2 separate regions of the Homo sapiens genome follow, and region 2 is linked to region 1. A link is a loop called in an ENCODE intact Hi-C map of the cell type or tissue named here. Cell type or tissue: GM12878. All regions are shown on one strand.

Evidence for each region. Peaks named below come from ENCODE experiments on the same cell type or tissue, not always from the same donor. Only the 100,000 strongest peaks of a DNase experiment are listed, where the experiment ranks them.
Region 2: a loop joins it to region 1, with 4 times the contacts of the local background. A loop is called at or near these places in 2 of 110 quality-filtered maps.

The regions. Positions count from the first base shown.
Region 1 is chr3:141,336,018-141,338,517 of GRCh38, reverse strand. It overlaps a transcript of ZBTB38 not described here. Among named protein-coding and RNA genes, the nearest start is that of ZBTB38, 31 kb to the left of the region's middle. RefSeq lists an enhancer at 1,108-1,187. In GM12878, no CTCF peak of the experiment used is centred here; a DNase peak (open chromatin) is centred at 1,387; H3K4me3 peaks cover 1,141 bases; H3K27ac peaks cover 2,500 bases.
Region 2 is chr3:141,401,697-141,404,196 of GRCh38, reverse strand. ZBTB38 (zinc finger and BTB domain containing 38) reads right to left here. Exons shown (of 6, transcript NM_001376113.1): 5 at 166-270. Among named protein-coding and RNA genes, the nearest start is that of ZBTB38, 34 kb to the right of the region's middle. RefSeq lists silencers at 1,452-1,741, 1,822-2,131. In GM12878, no CTCF peak of the experiment used is centred here; no DNase peak of the experiment used is centred here; H3K4me3 peaks cover 2,500 bases; H3K27ac peaks cover 2,500 bases.

The DNA.
Region 1 (2,500 bases):
TGGCCTCCAGCTCTATCCATGTTACTGCAGAGGGCATGATCTCATTCTTTTTATGGCTGCATAGTATTCCATGGTGTCTATGTACCACATTTTCTTTATCCGGTCCACCACTGGTGGGCATTTAGGTTGATTCATGTCTTTGCTATTGTGAATGGTGCTGCGATAAACATGCATCCATGTGTCTTTACAGCAGAACGATTTATATTCCTTTGGGTATTTTTTTTGAGTATAGTAATAGGATTGCTGGGTGGAGTGGCAGTTCTGTTTTAAGTTCTCTGGGAAATCACCAAACTGCTTTCCACAGCAGATGAACTAGTTTACACTCCCACCAGCAGTGTATAAGTGTTCCCTTTTCTCTGCAACCTCACCAGCATCTGTTATTTTTAGACTTTTTAATAATAGCCAGTCTGATGGTGCAAGGTGGTATCTCACTGTGGTTATTTGCATTTATCTAATGATTGGTGATGTTGAACATTTTTTCATATGCTTGTTGGCTTTGTTTACTACCTTGTTTACTGATGTATTCTTAGTGCTGGGTACCATTTCCAGCACATGATAGACATTCAATGAATATTGTTGAATAAATAAATAAATTAGTGATAATTATTATCTGAGAGTAAGCCCTGGGTTTGTGTCACTTACTAACTGATTTGCCTTAGACAAATTATGTAATCTCCGCAAGTCTCAGTTTTCTTCCCTGCAAAAATGAGCTAGTAATACCTCCTGCAAAGGACTGTTGTGAGGACTTGAGATAAGGGATGAAGGTGCCTCATATTAAGTGCTCAATTCATAGACCTGTAATTACCCATAAAAGTAAACATCCTCCTTTACACACTTGGTTGAAGGACAAAGGGGATCATCAAACCTGCTTCCTTAGAACCACAATTTATCAACTAAAAATGCCATGCCAGAAGCTAAAAAAGGAAATGAATCCATTTCAGTGCAGTAGGCTCAGAGATCTGTGTTTACACAATGCCAGAATACCCAGGCTTAGAGATACTATGTTCAAATTCAAGTCAGGCCACTGCTTTGTTCTGTGGACTGCGGCAGGGTTGGAGGGGATGATTCAAAATGACCTCAGCTTTTGTCTAATTTGGTCCTGTGACCAGACCACAGGCAACGCCTCATCCAGGGAATTGATTTCCTTTGCAGCTCTTTGCTAAGAGGCCCATCAACATGATAAAATGCTGTGCAGTCATTACATATTACTCGGCTGTAGGATGAGGCATTTCTACGTGTTTGGACATGGAAAGACCTTCAACAGGTATTGTGGAGTAAAAAATTCAAGTTGCAGATGAAATACACAGCACAAACACACACCAACAACACTCCGTTATACTTGTATGCAGGTTCCTACATCTGTATATAAACATAAAGCAAAGGGTCTTGAAGGTAGAAACCATGTCAGTTACTCTCACTTCCTCAGAGAAGCGGGGAGTGACTAGAACTGGAAGTGGGCGTCAAAGGAGACTTCAGCTTTATCTATAGGATTTGTTTGCAAAGAGAATGTGTTATGTACGTAATTAGAAACTATTTTTTTAAAGCTGCTCAAGCAAGATGATGCTAACACACCCCATTTGAAGTAAAATGAAGGAATTTACTTTTCCCTGCCTAGTGATTCTCAAATGGGCAGTCTCACCCATCAGAAGGTGTTTGGAAATGCCTGGGGGCATTTTCTGGATGTCACAAATTCTCCTGGGGGCTACTGGCATTTAGTTCCCCAGGGACGGGGGATGCTAAATGTCCTACCATGTGGGAAAATCCCACACCACATAATAGTATCTCTGCCCAGAGGCCGACCGTGGCCCTAGTGAGAAACCGCACAACACAAAAATTTGTGTTTGTTGTACAAGTAAATTCATCTATTACTGCCAGGTGTGGTAGCTCACACCTGTAATCCCAGCACTTTGGGAGGCTGAGGTGGAAGGATTGCTTGAGGCCAGGAGTTCAAGACCACCCTGGCCAACACAGTGAGACTCCATCTCTATAATAAATAAATGAATTAATTAAAAAAAGGAAAACTGTATATTTAAAAAAATCTATTACATACATGTAAGAGGTGTTTTTCTGTCTTTGGTTTGAACTACTGAGATGCCCAACACATGTTCTGTCTCTCTATATAAAATAGTAAATTTTATCACTGATGGTCAAGAGAAGCAAATAGAAAACCATGCCAGTTGCTCTTGGTGGGAAGCCTGGGTTTTAATGGAGCTATTGGCATGGGTTTGACATCTCCCATTTAGAGTATGTGAATATTTCTGAGAATAAAGCTCATCCAGGCACCAGCCAGTGCCTTTGTACTTTGCTGATACTTTAAGACAAACGTCCCATCGACCAGCAGTCAGGCAAGACTGAGAGCCTTCCAAGTAAAGTTGGGAGGGTCCCTTCTCCCATGGTTAGCAGTTCCAGCACAGGACTGTCTGCTTTCAGTCTGCTAGTAGTCTGCTTCACACTACTGGCTCTTAGAAAGCAGCTTTCAACTCACAGTAGTAAGAGAGAG
Region 2 (2,500 bases), 66 kb before region 1:
CTTCACACATCCGGTCTCCCAGTAACATATCACTTGAGTGTCATGGTCACTTTGTAACCCCAAAACTTGGTGGATTGCTGTCTTGAATCATATACCCTTTGGGAGTCCCTCAGAAAGACCATTTCCTATCTCATGTAGACTAAGGAGAGACGCGACTTTAGTTACCTCAGTTAGAACAGACCAGCTTTAACAGAGTGAGATTCCTGTGCTTTGGAAGAAATCACTTGGAAATCCTTGGTTCTGAGTCCTCCATTTCTTCCACATCAAGATCTAAAAAGAAAAAAAAAGTGCAGTGTCCCATGACTAGCTGCTAGGATTTCATCTTTTAGCAACAATAATAACTGCAATTAGCACATATTGAACACATAAGTCAAACACCCACAAAGTGGTTGACATATGTGGTTTCGTGTTGTCTTCATAACAACCTTCAGATGTAGGGAACATTCCCCCATTTTACAGCTATAGAAACGGAGACTCTAATGGACCACGGAACCTGTTCAAGGTCACACAGCTGGTGTATGTGACAATTAGGACTCAAATCCAGATTCAATTGATTCCAAGGCCTGGGCTATTAACCAGTAAGTCAGGGTTTTAAAAACATTTCAGACAGTGACCCACGGTTTTAAAAATTTACATTATATAAACCGAAAACCAAAAGTCTCATAAAACAATGCTTACCCTTACTATGTGCAATGCACGTTATTTTTTCTATTCTTCTCTGTATTGTACTATATATTCTATATCTTTAAGAAGATTTCCAGTAGCAACCCGCTAAACTGATCCCACAATCTTAGAATGGGTCCCCCACTCTTGAAAAACGCTACACTTAGATATAGCGACTCACTAGCTGCTTCTCTGAAACCAGGACAAAACTCTTCCACATTTTGTAACCATGAGAATCTGACCAAGTAGTTGAGCTTCACAGAAGAAAAGTCTTTAACCTTTAAAATATGTATAAGGCACCATAACACATATCACCTATAATCGATCCTTAGAAGGGATACTCAATTAGGGCCAACGTCCAGAATGGAATTAGGCACTTACCTACCGCAGTGCAGGAGTTATAAAGTGGAACCGCGGACAGACTAAAATCTCAGGTGATTTATGATGTACCCTATAAAAAAAGTGGCTAACGGCGGGCGGTTGTGTTGTATGTTGTACCAACAGAGCAGACCTTACTACTGCAGAAGTAGGCGGCTGAGACTGCAAACCCCTGGGGGCAGGTCCCTGCCTTTGCACGTCCCTTTCAATTCCAGGGGCTTGGTGTTGCATCAAGGAAATCATCAAGTTCCCATAGGGTCAGGACTAGGGTCCGATTCCCAATCCAGGAGACGGGAGGTGTGACTGTCAAAGCAGTGCCCGAGCCCGCTGGACTCGAGCCCACCACGTCCCCAGCCCCGGGAGCGCATTCCTCCTCGGCCCCCGCCCTCTAGCACAGCCGCGCAGTTGGGCCACGGGATGCGGCGCAACCTGCCCGCACTCTCCAGCCGAACCCACCCCGCCCCGCCCCGCTCCGGGCGCGGGCCCCGGAGTCCGGGCACCTGCGGGCGCTTCCTCCCCGCGGGCAGCTCGGTTCTGCTGCGTTTGCAGAGCTCAACCCTTGCGAGGGTTTCCCCAGCCCGGCTTCCCGGCTCCCTCCAGAAGCGAGGAGCGATCGGGCTGGCGGCGCCACGGGCGCCGCGCCCGCAGGCCGCGCCTCGCCCCGCCCCGCCCCCGGCCCCGCGAAGACCCTGCGAGGGGCACTTACGGGGCTCGGCTCCTTCGCCGCCGGCGCGTTTCCCCGGGGGTCCATGGTGCTTCCGGACCCGTGAGTCCGGCCGCAGCGCTGCACAGCACCGCCCAGAAAATGGACGCCGGCGGCTCGGCTCTGCCGGCCCGGCCCGCCCCCGGCGCGGGGCAGAGGACGCAGCCCGTCCGGGAGGAGGTCGGCCCGACCCGCAGCCCCGCGGGCCCGGGGCTGGGGTAACTGCGGCGCCAAGGACCAGGCCTCAGGAGGGCGGCGGCGGGACCCGTGAGGGCCCCGTAAGGCCCCATGCCCGACCCAGTGGCCAGCCGGGGCCCCCCACCAAGGAGGCAGCGGCCTCAGCCTCCTCAGGGAGGACACAATTCAGAACCTGCCGAAGGACAACGCAGTTAGGACTCTGGGCCACAGAGCCTGGTGACTGTCAGAACAAGGCCTCGGGCCGCAGAAGGGTCCGTGGGCTCCTGTTCGAGACTATGCACACTGGATTCGCAGAAAGTCGCTGTTTCAATTGCATCAAATTCTCAGGAATAAGGAGTCACCTGTGTTTTTTCCATGGCCGTCAAGAGAGGCCTAGATAGATTTTTCCCAACGTGGCACAGAAACTATTTCACGCAAAAGACCCAGTCCTCTTCTTTAAATGAAGGGCCCTGGCCGCTGGCATCTTTCTTCCAAGATCCAGGGGCTGCTCATTGAAAAAGTATTCAGAGAGGGCCTGCCACAAGCTGGCCATGTGGAGCTAATGCACGAATAATGGAC